Regions from separate parts of the Homo sapiens genome. Here region 1 is linked to region 2. The links are chromatin contacts, found by Hi-C or POLR2A ChIA-PET in ENCODE. All regions are on one chromosome and are shown on one strand. The core of a region is the stretch at or near the end of the contact, and the rest is flanking DNA. Distances in the headings are between cores, read along the strand shown. Region 1 overlaps SPRED2 (sprouty related EVH1 domain containing 2). Region 2 holds the start of LINC02245 (long intergenic non-protein coding RNA 2245).

Region 1 (6,026 bases), core at 699-3,198, 440 kb after region 2:
ATGCCTGTGGTCCCAGCTACACAGAAAGCTGAGGCAGGAGGATAGCCTGAACCTGGGAGGCTGAAGCTGCAGTAAGCTATGTTTGCACCACCGCACTCCAGCCTGGGTGATGGAGCAAAAGACCATGTCTCAAAAAAAAATGATTTTTTAAGTATTTAATAATCACCACAGTTACTGTTGCTGACATGCCCACCCATTTGAAAAATATTGGACCATAAAGAAATTTACCAAAGTGTTAACACTGGGAAATGCCTCTGGGTTTGGGTTTCTCAAAGGATATTCCTTATAAACATTTTTATAAGGGGAGACACATACATACACATACACACACACACACATACACACACACATGCACACATTTTGGGAAAACATCATACTATATCCCTGAGAATATTGTTCAAGTTTTTCTAGGCTTGCATTTTCCAAATTTATTTGACCACAGAATCCCCACCCCCAACCCCCACTACCATCCCAATAAGCCTGAAGAAAGAACTTTGGTGGTGATAGCATATGCGATACTTTTCCCCTGATCTTTTACTTTTACTCTAAGTTTTCTTCAGAACACATTTTACTCATTATAACAACAAAGGCATCAAAACATGGTTCCTACCATCTTTAACAGACATTTCTGTTTGGTCGACTTGCATGCTAATGATACCACTATTTAGAAAACAACTTAATTATGCAATTTCTAGTCTCCCCTGACCACAGAGCAGCTTCAGGTCTAATTCTGGCTTAGAGGTAGGGAAACAGCAGAAGCTGCTCTGTGCCACCAGCAGCTGAGGAGCCTGCACCTGTGTGCAATGGCTTGGCAGCTCATGCCAGTGCTGGGCCTGGGTGAGGCCATTCCAAGGAGTAGTATAGCTTGCTGAAGGCCTGGCTCCACCTCACTATTTTCAGAGCACAGGGTCTTAGAACCTGGAAAGCAGCCTGGACATATATGTCTTCTGCCTCTGAGCTCTCCAGGACTTCATGTATTCATTTCCTAGCACTGATCCTCGGCAGGTAAGAAGCAAAACTAGCTGTAACTATACAGCAAAACTTTAGCTATATATGTATATAACTTAAGTCCAAATACTGGCTTATGTCAGGATCTAAAAGAAAATGCGGATATCAATGATGCAGGTACTGTAGGCTGACTGTATTGTGTAGTGGTATAAAGCATGAGTTTGGAGTGAAATTTACTTGTTCCAAATTCAACCTTGCCTACACTTAATGTTATTTAACTTCTCTAAGCCTCTGCTTCCTTACCTGTAAGATGGGTACAATACTATTAATAATCTTACAGAATTGTTTTGAATGGTATAAATGCGACCATTCGCAACAAGTACTTAGCATAGAGCCTGGCCACATACAGAACACTCATCAATTTATGTGAACAACGACAATGATTATTAGTAAATTTTATGAATTTAGACTCTCTCAGAGGTGGGCAAATTATGGCCAGCCACACATTCGAGTGTTTATATGCTGTCTATGGCTGCTTGAGAGCTACAAAGGCAGGACTGAGCAGCTGTGACAGAAACCATACGGTCCCCAAAGCTGAAAATATTTACCATCTAACTTTCATAGAGAAAATTCGTTGACCCCCAGTGATCAACATTTGGGTGAATAAAGAACCAGATCTTTTTCCTACAGAAATGTTGGTTGTTGGTCCCTTATTCTCCTCAATGTCCCAATTTAGAATCAGATACAAGAGTGTTATTTATAGTGATTTGGTCCACAGGATCTGTAGTTCACACTTTCCTTATAATGCAAAACACATACACAGCTTTCTGTCTTGCGGTAGGAGGGGAAATCTACAGTGCCTGAGGTTGCCTGTTGGTCTTTCCATCTCCCCTCTTTCCTGACCAGCCCATTCAGAAAGGACCTCCCCTATTTCAGAGTCCAGTGATTCCAGCTGAAGTGTATGAGTCCACAGCCATCCTCCCCTCCCCCGAAGTCACATTTGTGCATTATGTAGAAACCACACATGTCCCCAGAGGTTGAAGCAAGAGGTGAAAGATGATCTGGAAGAGGCATGCAGGAAACTAAGCAAACAGAAATGAAGGATGCTTTCAAGGGGGCTGAATAGCCACACACAGGATTAACAAGGCAGTGAGGGCCTTCAGAAATGAGGGCTACAGCCACCCTGTCGCTGCCCGTAAGAGCTCAGTAAGGAAAATGAGGGCCAACCCAGAAAAATGAAGAACGTGCCTCAAAATCAGGTCCCAAGACATATCCCCGCATCCAATCATACTGAATATTTTTTTTGGCAGGAAAACTTGTTTATTTGGGGGAAATGAATCCACAGCATTAATGGATAATGCAGTTGAAGGAACTCCTGGGACTGGTCTCTGGGAGGGGAAATTTGCACAAAAGAAACCATTCTAACTGCCTTCAGTTATGTTCTCTTGAAAAAAGAAGCCTCAGCCAGCTGTTTGAACAGATTAAACTGGGGTGTACTTAGATATACACAGTGTCTTTCTGGTGGTCACTTGCTGCCTTACTGGAAAATATCAACATCTTTGAGAAGTCAATCCAATAGAGAAATGTCTATGTTAAATACTGATGAGAATGATGAAGGCTGGTCAAGGAGGCGGCGGAGGCAGATGATTTCTATTGTTACCTAGTAGAGCCGGGCCTTCAGTACACACAGTGACAAATCTTACTTGAAGCTAAGTCAGTTTTCAGCTATGTTTCTTAAAGTGTAACGGGCTGGCAGAGGGGGTAAAATAAAGCTCTCTCCAAAGCTCAGGGTTAATTTGGGGATGTTCAGCTTGGCCAGAGCCAGAAGACCTGGCTCTCGCAGATGAAATGCATATGGGCTATTATGCCAAGTAGATTGAAAAAAAAAAGTAAGAGGCTCAACCGGGCGCGGTGGCTCACGCCTCTAATCCCAGCACTTTGGGAGGCCGGGGCAGGCAGATCATTTGAGTTCAGGAGTTTGAAATGAGCTTGGCTAACATGGTGAAAGCCCGTCTCTACTAAAAATACAAAAATTATCCGGGTGTGGTGGATGCCTGTAATCCCAGCTACTTGGGAGGCTGAGGCAGGAGAATCGTTTGAGCCCGGGAAGCAGAGGTTGCAGTGAACAGAGATCGCACCACTGCACTCCTGCCTGGAAGACAGAGCGAGACTGTCTCAAAAAAGAAAGAAAGAAAAAAAAAAGGCTCTATAATGTAAGGATCTTTCAGAGCTAGGACTGTGGTTTCAGCCCAGGTTTCTTTAGGGAAAGGCAAAGGGAACTCACATTCTCCCAAAGCCCACTCTGTGTGGGGTGCTCCATAGGGTTCTATTATCACACCCGTAAATTCTGTTCCTGGACTGTGTGGAGGGAAAATCAGGGCTGGATTAGTCGGCAGGCTTTGTCTAGATAGTCTGAGTTTCTCCTGCACAGTATGTTAAACAAATGCAGCAGGCCTGATGAGAGAGGAAGAATCCAAAATACATTAGAAATATGGGAAAGTCACTCTGGGAAAGTATGGGAAGAGCCGGGGGCTTGATTAGCAATGAAAAGGGAATGGTTGCGGCATTCAGGGTGCTGATTATGTGGCTGATGGGAGGCCAGGTGTCTATGAGAGGAGACCAGTTTCCCCTTAAAGCCTGGCAAAAGAGTGTTGAGGACCAACCAGGACAAGGCCTGGCTTCAGACCTGGTTGCAAACAGACCAAGTCTAGATCTAGAAGTGGAATTTGAAGTTCAAGGGATTGGGTTAACTCAAGTCCTGGAAATGAGATAAAGGGAGTTAAGGAGTGACCATTTAATGTATTTAGCAACTGACAGGCTGAACAATGAGGTCTGAGCTTGAAATCAGCTTAAAGTTGAATGACCTATTCCTTAAGGAGCACTTGCACCAAGAGGATCATTAACCGGACTAAGCATGCTAGACCCAAATCTGCCACTCAGGCCAACTCAACCCATTCTGCTGTTTCCCTACCTCTAAGCCAGAATTAGACCTGAAGCTGCTCTGTAAAATTCTAAGAATAGTCTTAAGCAGAGAAATCTATTACTCACCTTGATGCTGGCCACAAAAAACTTATCCAAGACAGCTTCCTAGCTAAGTAAACCTTTCACATGGAAGCTATCTGTTTGTCAGATGCCTATACAGCTGTGGACATGGAAATGTCTTCTAAGAACTTTCAACAATACTTTTTAATCATTCTCCTAGGTAAACAGCCCATAATTAATGGAGTTAGAAATCTTGCAAATTTATTCTATTGAGAGGCAGTAGCTTTGGCCTAGCTTTGCCACTAGTTATACAACCTGAGGTAGAGTCACTTAACTTCTTTGTGCTTCAAATTCCTTGTCTAGAAAATGCAGGGTTTAAACTAGTTTAGTACCTGAAGCTCCAACACAGCGAAATGAGAAAACTGCCTAACAATAAAAGTACCCCATAAAGAAGAGGGGAGTGGAAAGAAAGCTGGGCACTGTTGGTGGATCAAGACCAATGGATTGGGAGGAAAGCTATGTCCCTGATGCTGGATCTAAGAGACCACACCAAACTCACACACCAGTCCAAAAGGATGTGGATCTTACCCCAAAGCTAGAACTCACTTTTCCTTACAAACAAACATTAGTCAACAGCAGCAGCTAATGTCAATATTAGCTATGGTTATGTAATATGCAAACACTGAGTTTTAGAATTACACTGGACTTTTATCCCAAACAAAGACCCAAGATGGGGAGACAGAGTCTATAGCACAATCTCTTCTGTCTTCATGGCAATTGGTGCCACAATTACAGCATTTTGCTATGACTTGCATGTCATCTTTGCCACTGGACTTGAGATTCTCTAGGTCTTTTCTTTTTCATTTTTCCTTTTGTAGCTCTGCATTTGGCACATGGTAAACCCACGGTAGACTGGGTTTCTTCATTCATTCAACAAACACAGATTATCTTTTATTGGCTTCTACAGGGGGTAGAGATAAGGATTACATGAGGGGAGGAAATGACAACAGCAAACTTCTGTGATGTGTATTTTTTTCTTCATTACAAAAAGTGATAAATTCACTACAGAAAATTTAGCAAATGCAAAGAAAAACATTCACCTGAAATACATCTAGGCAGACGAATGTAAGAGTCTTACAGGCATCCACAGTATGTGAGGCACGTTTGCTAACTTAACGTACTTTTCGCCACTGAGATCCATTTAAAAAATTACTGGAAAATAACATTCCCGTTTTTCTATTTATTCATTCCTGATAAAAACAAAAGAGATTGTGCACAGGGCTTAGCAAGATTTTATTTTCTTCTGCTTTCGTTCAGCTTCCCAGAGGGGCAAATAAATAATTTATGGGGTTCACACCTTATGAACCTTAGACATTAACTACAGAACTAGAAGAGCTGCCTGGAATTCTAAACTGGACTTCAGAAATACCTAGGTCCAGACCAAGCACACTTGATGGAAGAGAAAATTACAGCTGTTGATCAAGTTCCTTGTACAAATTTAACTGCAGGAGCCAGAACTGGGCCTGATTCTAAATTCATTGTTCTAAATTCTAAATTCATTGTTCATTACTAAGATTCTAAATTCAGATTCTAAACTCATTGTTCCTTACTAAGAATTAGCTACCTAACTAAAACAAATCCCAAAATTCTGTCACAGTTAACTTTCTGGTTTCTCATGATTCCAGAATAAGAAAAGTAGATGATCACATCTAGGATATTTACCTGGATGAGAATTCTCAGGTGGCAGGTTAAATAAATCACCAGCAGGGCAGCCAAAGTTACTAAATACTTGAAAATTCTTCCTGGCTCTGCCACAAACATTTCAGCTCTAACAGAAATTTTAAAAATAGGCCAGTGAAGGTGAGTCAGGGCTCACTGGTTAATAGATGGGAAACTATCAGATAAAGCTTACAGACGACTGACTTGGGGCCCAACTTCCTGCCCATGGCTTACCTGCATTCTGCATAGGGGAGGCATGTGTGGAGAGCACCCAACTTGTTTCGAGTATCTCCTCCTCTCAGGTATCCCCAAGAGTGAGCCTAATACAGCTTGCTGGGAGAGGGGAGAGAAGCGGGTATCCAAAGCACCTCACCAAG
Region 2 (5,916 bases), core at 2,232-4,731:
TCTCCCACTTGGGTTTGGCACAATTTCCCCTTTGGGAAAAACAACGTCCTAGCAGCCATCTACTTATAATTTCTCTCACATGGCCAGGCACTCATTGGAGGCTGCTGTTCTTTGGGAAATGCCCTCTTCAGCAGCCTTGATGAATGTGGGGAGAAAGCCTCAGGAATTGGCTTCCCTTTAAGGAATATGGACTGTCCTTCTCTTTTACTAAATTGGTGCTAATTGCCATTGTGAACATTTGCTTGTTTCATTTTATTATCTTTTTGAGATATATTTCTTTTTAGTCCTAGGCTTATATTTAAACTAATGTGTAATTATTGTTTGGAATTCTTAATAATCCACTCAACCCTGCTCAAGAGGCAAATATTTTAGCACTGGAAAATATTTATATGTGTCTTCATGGTTTCTTATTCTGGATGCAACTATAAAATAATAAACTACAACAAATATCTTCCAAACAGTAATTATACATTTATTCATATCAGATCCCTTTAAGCTATTTCACTAGTTTGGTGGTGTCTAAGCAATATGGTGACATGCATTTCCTATCCAAGTCAACTGGGTTCCCTTTTTGCAGCTGACATCTCTAAGAGCTGAGACTCTTAATCTGCAAAAGTCATTTTGTAATAGCTTTCTTGAAGTACAACTGGCATACAACAAACTACATATATTTGAAGTATGCAATTCAACATGTTTTGACATATTTATACACCAGTGAAACCATCACCACAATCAAGATAACGTATCTATCACCCCAGAAAATTTTCTCAAGCCCATTTGTAATTTCTCACTCCTGCCCTTTTTCACCTTCCCCTCCTCATTTCCCAGGCAATAACTGAACTGCCTACTGTCACCATAAATGAGTTTCCATTTTCTAGAATTTTATATAAATGAAATTAAGCCATATGTCCTATTTTTACTGGCTTCATTCACTCAATGTAATTTTGTGATTCATCCATGTTGTGTTGTATCAATACTTCATTCCTTTTTGTTATTGAGGACTATGTCCACTGTATGAATACAATGCAATTTGTTTACCCATCCATGTCCCTGTTAAGGGACAGTTGGCTTGTTTCCAGTTTTGGGGCCATTATAGATAATGCTGCTGTGAGCATTTGTGTACAAATCTTTGTGTGGACCTACGCTTTCTCGTCTTTTGGGTAAATACCTAGGAGTGGAATAGTTGGATCTTACGGTAGATGTTTATCTAGCATATTAAGAAAGTGCCAAAAAATGAAAAAGAAACAGTAAACTGTTCTTTCAAATGTTTTCCATTCCCACTAGCAGGGTATGAGAGTTCTAGTTTCTTCACATTCTTGCCAAAATTTGGGATGATCAGTCTTTTAAACTTTAGACATTGTAACATATGCATAGTGGTATATTGTGGTTTTAATTTGCATTTCCCTTATGACTAATGATCATAAGGGATCATTAGTCAATGATGCCTTCATCATTGACTGATGACCAAAGCATCATCTTTGGTGAAATGTGGAATTAAATCTTTGCAAAAGTAAAATTTTGCACAGTTTAGTGTCCTGTGTCATTTATTTGCCAAACATCACAATGCTATGACCTGCTACTTCCTGACACACTGACTTAACCCCTCTAAGTGTGCATTCAAAATCCTAGCATCAGTAAAAGCCAGCATTTATGAGGTGCTTATTACATGCCATTGCCTGTGCTTAGCATTTTATGCGTACTAACTCAGTTATTCCTTACAACATCTCACTTTTTGGGTGAGAAAACAGTGACCCAGAGAGATGAAGCAACTTGCCCCAAATCACACAGCTAGTTCAGTGGTAGAGCAGGGGCTCAAAGTTGTGTGGGAAGTGGGAGAGAAGAATATAAAGAAGCATTGGTCTGCAGTTGAGAATTCATCTGCGGTTTTTCCACATCCTTTGTGCAGAAGGTGAATAGATCGTGGAATTGATCTGGAGTCCAGAATTTTGCCAAGTGCAGAGGACCACAGGGTATGATATCGACCAAGTTATTTGAAGTGACTGATTAGGTGATCTTGACTAGCTAGAGAAGGAAGACAGAAGAAAGAAAGAGCAACAATGGAGGAGTCAGAGGGCTCCAGGAGGTTGGAGGGCCATGACAGGCAAGAGAGTGCTGCAAACATGGATGATTTTGGCTAAAGTGAGATGTAGGAACTTGGGAATTCATAGGCGACAGGGCTCCTAGTACTGATGGGGTTCAGGCACAAGGAGGTTGGATACTGGCAATCAGGAAATGAAGGGCAATGTCACTAAATGGCTTGAGTCCCAAAGAGATAGTCATTTATTTTAATTTTTTTCTAGAGAAAAACAGTTTAGATGCATTCAGACTATTTTCTGTTTTTTCATTCACATGTTATTTTTTATGGAATGAAATCTATCAATATCTTCCTTTATGGTTTGGGTGATGTTTCAGGGTGTTCAATCATCCCCATTTGCATGGAACTGTTCAGTTTTAGCACTGAAAGTCCCACATCCTGGGAAATTCCTCAGTCCCGGGCAAATCAGAACAGTTGGTCACCTTAGAAGCCATGGACTCTCATACTTCAAAAATTACCAATAGTCTCGCAACCAGTTCTCTCCTTTCATTCTCATCCCTCCTCTCTTGCTGAATTATTATCCAAAATACAAAAGAACAAACTCACAGACTGGTAGGAACCTACATCTTTAATCCTAACCCCCGTTACCTGCTTTGGATATCCAACACTCTAACCAAATAGGCTTAATTAAATATGATTCCCCAAACACCCCCACCCCAGGTGTCTCAGTCACTCTGTGCTGTTATAAATGACTATATACTGGGTGGCTTAGACAACAGAGATTTATTTCTCACTGTTCTAGAGGCCGGGAAGTCAGATCAGGGCGCCAGCATGGTCGGCTCTGGTAAGGGACCTCTTCCTCGTTTGCAGATGACCATTCTCTCGTTGTGTCCTCACATGGCAGAGAGGATAGAAAGCAAGCTCTCTCCTGTCTTTTCATGAAGACACTAATCCCATTCATGAGGGATTCACCCTCATGGCCTAATTACTTTCCAGAGGCCACACCACCTAATGCCATCACAATGGGGACTGGGCTTCAACAAGTCGATTAGGGGGAAGGGGGGAGCCACAAGCATCCAGTCCATAGTACCAGGCTCTCATATCTCAGGCCTCTGTTCCTGGTCTTCTCCTTCCCTGAATTTTCTCTCCCTTTGCAGCCTGCCTGCCTCCCATTCTTCCTTTCAGACCTTCCTTTGAAGCAACCTTGTCTAGGAAGGCTTTGCAACCTGAACTCTTCCTCCTTAGATATTTATAGCTCTTTGAGCTCCTCTATTAATTATAACAAGGTAGTAAGTGACAGAACATCTGACACCAGATGGCTCAAACAAACGAAAAGCACCCTACCTTTGGAAGGTAGATCCACATTCAGGCATAGTCGGATTACAGGATCAGAGCATAGCCATCCAGATTCTGTATCTCTTCCTCCATCTCTCAACTCTAGGTTACCTCTCTCCTCGGGCAGCCCCTCCCCTCACAGCTGTAAGAGCATCGGCAGCTTCTTGGGCTGCATTTTTTCAGGGTATGGGAAAAGAGGAGGAGTTACTATATCAACATCCCCAGAGGCTGAAAATGCCCCTGACTGGACCACTTTATTCCATCGCTGTGGTCAGGAGGTTGTGCAGGGCCATGAGGCTGCACAGGTGGTTGTTATGCATTGCATGACACCAAGAGGTGCCATTCACATAGTCTGCAACACAGCTACCGGACCGAGCACACCCTTTCACCTCTCTGGGTCTCAGTTTCATGAGTCAGATAAGAGTGACAAATCTGAGGTCTCCTTTAGTCCTACAGATCTACCATTCCACCATTCTGTGACCTCCTCTGTTGAAATAGTATTTTAGTGGTTTGGCTATCTTTCCATGAAGAGTTCTTAAACTCTCTTTTTATCTATGTTCATCCCCCTCCAGAATAACAAGTGGGTGGTAAGCTTTTTTAAAAAGAGGAAGCAGAGAAGCCCAAAGAAATTAAGATGTAAAAATAGTACATTGTGAAAATTCTCAGTTCCGTGTTACCACTGGTCATATCTATTTGGCTGGACAAGTTATAATGTAGTCGCCATTTGCTGAGTGTTTGTTACATGCTTGCTTCTAAATGTTCCTTGTGTGTTACATCTTCTAGTTTCTTCTGGTGACCCCCATGGACTAGATGGTACTGTACCTGTTGTTCCCATTTTATAGACAAAGAAAGTAAGCCCTGGAAAGTTGCTCGGGGTGCATGTTCACCGAATGGTGGCATCTGGATTTGAACATATGTTTGCTGGGCTTCACATTTCTCTCTGACCCAACACACTGTGTCACTCCTTCGTCAGAGTCTCTGCTGGAGTTCATCGAGTCTCAACTGGGGGCTCTAGCCCAAGGGAGTGATGTACTTGCTGGTTCACAGGAACATGAGTGTTTTTAAAAGGAAGATTCAATTTTAATATAATTAATAATTATAAATAATAACAATTTTATATTTGGAAATTTTTATTTTCTGACAAAAGTATAGAAAGTAAAATTCAATAAAATACTCTTGGCTGGTTGCAGTGGCTCATGCCTATAATCCCAGCCCTTTGGGAGGCCAAGATGGGTGGATCACGAGGTCAAGAGAGTGAGATCATCCTGGCCAACATGGTGAAACCCTGACTCTACTAAAAATACAAAAATTAGCTGGGTGTGGTGGCACACGCCTATAGTCCCAGCTACTCGAGAGGCTGAGGCAGGGGAATCGCTTGAACCTGAGAGGCAGAGATTGCAGTGAGCCGAGATCGCACCACTGCACTCCAGCCTGGTGACAGAGCAAGACTCCATCTCAAAAAAAAAAAAAATACTCATGGCAAGTGGGGACACACAGACAAGAGAGATGCTTCTTCATGTATCAGAACCTTGGGTCAGGGATGACCTTTGAGACTTGTATGTCGATCTGAAGAAGAAATTGTTTTTAAAAAGCTGAAAAGCACAGATCGATACAATAATGGGCAGGTCTTATTTTAGTTAGTATCTGTTTCAATTCAGTCTCTACTTTGCTGCCCAGGGCTGTGTGTATGCCACTAACCTTTCCCAGGGAGTGCTGGTCAACCAGGAGAGCAGGCTGGATGTTGTAGGGGAGCCCTGCCTCTCCAGGCAGCAGCAGGTAGGTCAAGACTCAGACAGCCTCTCTTCCAAGCCTGGCTTCCTGGATCTTTGTCCAACCCTAACGTGTGATGGGAGGTACACAATGCAAAAATAACCAAAGAGACCTAACTGGGTTGCTGCTGAAAACAAGGGCTTTTTCATATGAAGATGTCACATTAAGGAAAGAATACCATGCAAGCTGATAGACGACTGTTCCGCAGGAAGGTGGAACCAAGGTGGTCCCTGCTTGTCCATGCATGGGGCACCATCTCTTGGTGTTTCTAGAGTAATGAATAAATGTTCTTGTATTCCAGTGAGTTTCCTAGTGGATAGTTCACTGACCTGTTTATTTGCAGGCCTAGATTCTTCTGTGTAAAAATGGAGACTTCATTTTGCCCTTGGCTTGAACTGGTGCTCAATACCCACAAGTCCTACATGATTCTGTCTACAAACTCGGTGGCGGTTGTTGGTGTAGTCCACCAAGTGTTTTTAGTACTCCACCTGGAACATGGAAAGATTATACTTCCTCCCCCCTTGAAGTTGGGTGTGGCCACATCATTTGCATTGGTGAGCGAAGGTGAATGGAACTGAGGTGTGTCACTGCCAGACAGGAGCTAGTGCAAGATTCATTCATCTTGCTCATTCTGGCAAAGCAACCAGCAACAATGGAGGCAGGGAAGCTCCATCAGCTTGAGTGACTCTGAGTGATATCTTGACATCACTCTGAGTGACTCTGACAAGCACAGCCTCCTTGTGGACTCCTAACGGACATGCAGCATGAGAAATAAA

Evidence for each region. Hi-C counts contacts between places; a loop is a spot of excess contacts on that map. ChIA-PET counts read pairs that join two places held with the same protein, here RNA polymerase II (POLR2A). Pooled maps may share reads with other maps.
Region 1: a loop to region 2 is called in a pooled map, with 2.3 times the contacts of the local background. The contact joins the enhancer-like site here to the promoter of LINC02245 in region 2. A Hi-C loop is called at or near these places in 6 of 37 single-sample maps with no recorded cell type and 4 of 50 pooled maps. POLR2A ChIA-PET finds 5 or more read pairs at or near these places in 3 of 52 experiments (OCI-LY7, T-cell and naive thymus-derived CD8-positive, alpha-beta T cell).

The regions. Positions count from the first base shown.
Region 1 is chr2:65,368,946-65,374,971 of GRCh38, forward strand. The region is part of intron 1 of SPRED2 (sprouty related EVH1 domain containing 2); the gene reads right to left. Among named protein-coding and RNA genes, the nearest start is that of SPRED2, 61 kb to the right of the region's middle. Within about 2 kb of position 1,949, at least 5 of the 41 ENCODE cell types and tissues checked have a DNase peak (open chromatin) inside an H3K27ac peak, as active enhancers do; they include OCI-LY7, where a contact is called at or near this core.
Region 2 is chr2:64,928,966-64,934,881 of GRCh38, forward strand. LINC02245 (long intergenic non-protein coding RNA 2245) reads right to left here and starts at 3,482. Exons shown (of 3, transcript NR_036586.1): 1 at 3,380-3,482. RefSeq lists enhancers at 3,857-3,996, 4,037-4,106, 4,147-4,296.